2 separate regions of the Homo sapiens genome follow, and region 2 is linked to region 1. Evidence: chromatin contacts called from ENCODE Hi-C data. All regions are on one chromosome and are shown on one strand. The core of a region is the stretch at or near the end of the contact, and the rest is flanking DNA. Distances in the headings are between cores, read along the strand shown. Region 1 holds the start of CDC14A (cell division cycle 14A). Region 2 holds the start of VCAM1 (vascular cell adhesion molecule 1).

What was found. Hi-C counts contacts between places; a loop is a spot of excess contacts on that map. Pooled maps may share reads with other maps.
Region 2: a map of ascending aorta shows a loop between it and region 1 (5-fold over the local background). The contact joins the promoter of VCAM1 here to the promoter of CDC14A in region 1. A Hi-C loop is called at or near these places in 1 of 168 maps with a recorded cell type or tissue (ascending aorta) and 2 of 50 pooled maps.

What each region holds. Positions count from the first base shown.
Region 1 is chr1:100,350,926-100,353,764 of GRCh38, forward strand. CDC14A (cell division cycle 14A) reads left to right here and starts at 1,581. Exons shown (of 16, transcript NM_003672.4): 1 at 1,581-2,078; 2 at 2,837-2,839. The coding sequence starts at 2,030. RefSeq lists enhancers at 338-767, 808-857, 2,108-2,417, 2,458-2,707 and silencers at 1,358-1,447, 1,478-1,527.
Region 2 is chr1:100,718,051-100,721,030 of GRCh38, forward strand. VCAM1 (vascular cell adhesion molecule 1) reads left to right here and starts at 1,692. Exons shown (of 9, transcript NM_001078.4): 1 at 1,692-1,874; 2 at 2,426-2,701. The coding sequence starts at 1,811.

The sequences.
Region 1 (2,839 bases), core at 331-2,830:
GCTCAGCCTGTAATCCCAGCGCTGTGGCAGGCCAAGGCAGGGCGGATTGCTTGTGCTCAGGAACTGGAGACGAGCCTGGCCAACATGGCAAAACCCGGTCTCTACAAAAAATACAAAAATTAGCCGGGTGTGGTGGCGCACGCCTGTAGATCCAACTATTTGGGAGAATGAGGCACGAGAATCGCTTGTACTCGGGAGGTGGAGATTGCAGTGAGCAGAGATTGAGCCACCGCACTCCGGCCTGGGTGACAGAGCGAGACCCTGTCTAAAACAAAACACACATTAAAAAAAAAAAAACCACAAACAAAACCTGCAATTGGCCCTCGAAGGGCTGGTTCCCTCAGTCAGCTCTGCACGGGTGCGCCCCCTTTCTCCCTAGAGGTCAACAAGCGACTGCGAAGGAAAACGCCGCCACAAGTTTCTTGCTGTTTCTGGAGAGACCTCTCAGAGCGCATGCTCTTCGGATAGTCGGTCTGTAGCGCCATTTTCGTATGGAAGGGACTGCACTCTGATTAGGTACAGCCTTAGGACGCCCAGCGTTCAAGTTGTTCAAACAGTACGTAGAGCCTCGCAGAGACAAGTCAATGGCCTCTTTTAGCGGGACTCCTGCCTGGAGCGCTTCAGCTGAGACTATGTAAAGAAATTCCTTTGTGTTAACCTTCCTCCTTGGACCAGTGGACTCTCCTCTCTCTCCTGTTCCCTCCGCGCCCGCCCAGGCTGGCTCAGCGGTCTCGCCCCGCCCCTCCGGGACCGGAGCACTGTAAAGATTAGGCATCTGTGATGCTTTTGCGCTCACATTGGCGGCCCAGATGAGAGGGCGTGGAGAACCAGATGGGAAACTTTTTGTCCCGTGAGAACAAAGTACAAGTTATATCAGAGTCTGGTATGTGTAGAGGAAACCAATACATGTACTGTGAGCTAGGAGCTGGTGCTTCTTTTTCAATTGTATTTTTTATAAAGATGCAGACCCCCTCAGTGTTGGGCGTGGGGGGTGGCTGAAATGTTAGCTAGAGGCGAGGCAGGGCACGGAGATCTGAGGTTTTTACGAGTGTGTGTGTGTGTGTGTGTGTGTGTGTGTGCGCGCGCGCGCGCCCTACAAGAGTTTAGAAGAGCATGGGTGAGTGGGCGAGAAAGAAAGAGAATGAGAGAGAGAGAGAAAAGAAATCTGGAGTGGGACAAGACTTAGAGGGTGCAGAAAAGAAAGGGGGCGCCAGCACATCCTAGCCTCCGAGGCCGCGACAGCGCCTTTGGCGATGTCCACTCTCAACCCCGCCGTTTCATTCATAAGTTTCTGGCCTACAGGCCCCGCCCGCTCCCCTGGGCCGAGGGCCCCGTTTCCTGAACAGCAATTGGTGGACGGCAACAAAGCCTTAGCAACCGGCTCCTAGTGACCCGCGGGGCGCCTGGTAACTGGGGCTGCTGCGGAGAAAGGAGCGGGGCTGTCCCTTTAAGGGATGGCCGCGGAGTCGTGAAAGTGGAGGGGGCTGAGGGAGGGCGGGGAGGAAGGTCTGGGGGCGGACCCAGGGGGAGGAGGAGGAGGAAGAGTAACTGCTGAAAGGAGGTGGCGAAGGAGGATCCGGAGCAGCTGCTGCCAGCCCGCGGGCACTGAAGTCCTCCCGGCTGCCGCTCGAGTAGCCACGGGCGCGATCGGGACCAGAAGTCTCCTCCTCCATGATCACTTTGGAAGCCGGGGGAAGACTTTGCCCTGCCCTGAGAGCTGGTCTGCGTTTCCCAGGCGCGGCGGCGGCGGAGCAGCAGCTGCAGCAGCCGAGTCCAAATAGGAGCGGCCACAGCCAGGGGCGTGAGCGCCCCGCGCGGAGCGAGCTCGGGTTCCCCTCGGAATGTCCCCGGGGCGCCCGGCGCGCTGACCCCGAAGCCGCCTCCGCCTTCGGCGCCTGCTGCCTCCCTCGGCCAGGCTTGTTGTTCGGGACTGTGAGCTTCCTGGCTCCTGGGCAGTGGGGAAGCCCCCGGGGGCGAGTGACTTCAGCTGGCCACGACCCAGCCCTCCCCCGTGCGTATCTCGCTTAAGATGGCAGCGGAGTCAGGGGAACTAATCGGGGCTTGTGAGTTCATGAAAGGTGAGGAGCAGCCGCCCCGCATCTTCCAACGCTTTCTTGCCCCCAACTCTTCACTTCCCGCGCCACTGTCCCCACCTTCTCCTGAGGCTGCCAGTGTCCTGCAGCCGCTGCGCGCGCTCTCGTCCCCTCTAGGGACTCTCCTTTCTCCGAGGACCCCCTGCTTCCGGCTTCTCTTTCTTGTGTCCCTTGCTCCCTCTGCAGCTCCCTCGGATGGCCTCTCGGCCTCGTAATGGGACAGCACCGGCTTCTGCCCGTACTCCGGCACTCAGCAGCTCATGGGGAGCCTGCTCCGGATGCTCACCGGTCACCTTTACTCCACCATCGCAGGCTTCGGTTTTCGGGACACCCCCAACCACACCCCCCAAGTCTCTCTCCCTTCCTCTTTTTCAAATCTCCGAAGCTGCGTCGGGAGGCTCACCTCTTTCTTCCCCTTCTCGCAGCTGCTGAGGTCTGGAGATTTGGGAACCAAACTTGCACCTCCAGTTCTGCGGGTACCCCCAGCTCCTGCCTACTCTGCTGGCCTGAAACAAGGGAAATGTGGGTGCTCTGAGCCCCGCTGAGTTCCTCGGTCAGGTCCTCCTCTTGCCTAACTGTTGTGCTCTTGAGTCTCTAGCTTTCTGGGAGGGATGAGGTTTCTGCAAGAATTCCACGTGTTAATGGGGTCTTTAAATTGTGATCCTTCGTATGTTACCACCCACCTTCACTTCCACTTCTCTACTTCTCATATGTTTTTTCTGTCTTTTAAACTTGTCTTTCAGATC
Region 2 (2,980 bases), core at 442-2,941, 370 kb after region 1:
CGAATCATATCCAAACTCAGAACAACATAGCTTGGTCATAATGATCCCAAGGATCCTATTGGCCATTGTCTTTGAGCCTCAAAGGAACATATTAAAACTCCATAATACCCTTTTGATCTATTCTGAAGTTAAGTAGTGAATTTACATGATGATGACACAAACACTGTAAAGGACCTCTGGGTTACTTGTTTATAAGCTAGTATTTCCTGAATCAATTTTTCTGATCCCTAGATATTTGGTAGGTGAAGTCATACCTATATATCCCCACACCCTAGAACAGCATCTCCAACTTATTTTTCCCTCCTTGTCTTTTAGTGGGAGCCACATCAGTATCCAAGAGGAGATCCAGAAGCCTCTCCAACCAGGTAGGGACAGTTATAGATTCCAGACCTCAGCTATGGCCTTTGTTACAGAGTACAAATGTTATATAGTACAAGTTTATTGTACACATCCCATTGAGTCTCTGAGCTTTAGAATTTTCTTGTAGAATTTAACAGTTTTTTCATGCCGTATTTACATATTATTGCTAGTATTTAGAATTTTCTTCTCCAAATGTATAACGTTTATTATTGCATTTTTTGTATCCACTAAGTGGAAAATCATGCATTAGATATTGTAGAAGTAGATACAACAATGAACAAGAACTGGTCCTGACCATGAGAGGAACTGATGATCCAATGGGGGAGATAGACCTGCACGTGTTTAATAAAAGGAAGTGGCTATTCCGGTTTCTTTTTGATGGGCAAGCATTTTGCAAGGCCTTGGGCTATGTGTGTGCAAGGCTAAGCCAGTTAGTTAATTGGGATTTTTTTAAAAAGGCACTTCACTGGGGGGAAAAGGAACATAGAGTTGGTTATTGTCCCCTTGCCTATAATAAAAACCTATTATTTTTAATTTTTTAACTGGGTTTGCGGTTAAATCTCACAGCCCAAGAGATTTGCCACTTCAGATGGATTCCATACACTTGCATTTAAGTATGCAAAAAAATTCCAATTATCCAGCAATTTAACCAAATTATTGGTAACTTTTCTAAAACAAAAAAAAATTGTTTCCCTTGTTTTGGCAGCAATTTCAGTTACAGTCCTTTACTTTCTACTCAAGAAAATAGTTTCAAAAAGTTGATGTTTGTTGCTAAAAGAACTATTTTTATGAATAAATATAAAACTAAGAAGTTATGGTGTCCCTTTTTTAAAAAATGACTCATCAAAAGAAATAACTTTTTCCTTTCTCTTGTAAGAGAAAAAAATTAATCTCTTTTAGAATTGCAAACATATTTCCTTGATGGAGAAAATCAATTCACATGGCATAGTCGTTATTTATCCAGTTCAAAAACCAGAGTAGAATTTACTACTCTGTCTCCATTTTTTCTCTCCCCACCCCCTTAACCCACATTGGATTCAGAAAGCTTCATTCTGCAATCAGCATTGTCCTTTATCTTTCCAGTAAAGATAGCCTTTTGGAGTCGAAGATGAGGAAAAGCCTGTATTTTATAGTCTTGGAAGTGTCTTCTTTTGCCAGGACAGAGAGAGGAGCTTCAGCAGTGAGAGCAACTGAAGGGGTTAATAGTGGAACTTGGCTGGGTGTCTGTTAAACTTTTTTCCCTGGCTCTGCCCTGGGTTTCCCCTTGAAGGGATTTCCCTCCGCCTCTGCAACAAGACCCTTTATAAAGCACAGACTTTCTATTTCACTCCGCGGTATCTGCATCGGGCCTCACTGGCTTCAGGAGCTGAATACCCTCCCAGGCACACACAGGTGGGACACAAATAAGGGTTTTGGAACCACTATTTTCTCATCACGACAGCAACTTAAAATGCCTGGGAAGATGGTCGTGATCCTTGGAGCCTCAAATATACTTTGGATAATGTTTGCAGCTTGTAAGTTATTTCCCTTCATCTGTTTCAAATGTTAGCATTCAATTTTAGCCCTGGTTTTGGCTTCAGTCAGTTTTGCGATAGTAGTGAAGTAAAGACACTAGGATTTTAAACAGTAGGAAAAGTTAATTTAGTCTAACTTTTAATATGCAATTGAGTTTTGCTATATACCATTGTACTGTCATAGTTAGAGCTGAAAATTGATGTTTTTGGTATCTTTTTTTCCAAAGGCAATTGAGTAATTTGGATTCTGTCTCTAGTCGGTCTGTCTCTTTAGTTTCCTATACTTGACAATGAGGTCAAACTTAGCAAATAACAAAACAGCTTTGATAAATGGGCATCAAGGTTGGAACTGAGAATTCTCTCTACTGAAGATGATTCCATAAACTTTTTTGGCAGTGACTTCGGTGCTTTTTGGCTACCTTGCAGTTAGTTTGAAGCAGCTTAGGAAAGAGATCAGTCTGATCATATTTTAGACATTATACAGAGAAGAAGGAGGAGAATACTAGACAAACTAGTGGTAAATTTGCTTCTGTCTTTTTTTGCTTTTGCAGCTCAAGCTTTTAAAATCGAGACCACCCCAGAATCTAGATATCTTGCTCAGATTGGTGACTCCGTCTCATTGACTTGCAGCACCACAGGCTGTGAGTCCCCATTTTTCTCTTGGAGAACCCAGATAGATAGTCCACTGAATGGGAAGGTGACGAATGAGGGGACCACATCTACGCTGACAATGAATCCTGTTAGTTTTGGGAACGAACACTCTTACCTGTGCACAGCAACTTGTGAATCTAGGAAATTGGAAAAAGGAATCCAGGTGGAGATCTACTGTGAGTGCTTTAGAAAATCTTTGTTTTTCTCTCAATTTTACTTTAAAATCACTTTTTAAAAATGATATTTTAAAAAAAGTTTTAAAATGGATATTCATGTACAGATTCTTGGCTAAAGAACATACAACATCAGGAAAGCTAGGGACAGCTAAGGCCAACATGAGAGAGAGCAGGAATCCAAATCTTGGCTTCTATTTCTACCTCTGCCACAAACACAGTGACCATGTATAAGACTCAACCTCTCTGGGCTCTGGTTTCCTTAGCTGTAAAATGATCATT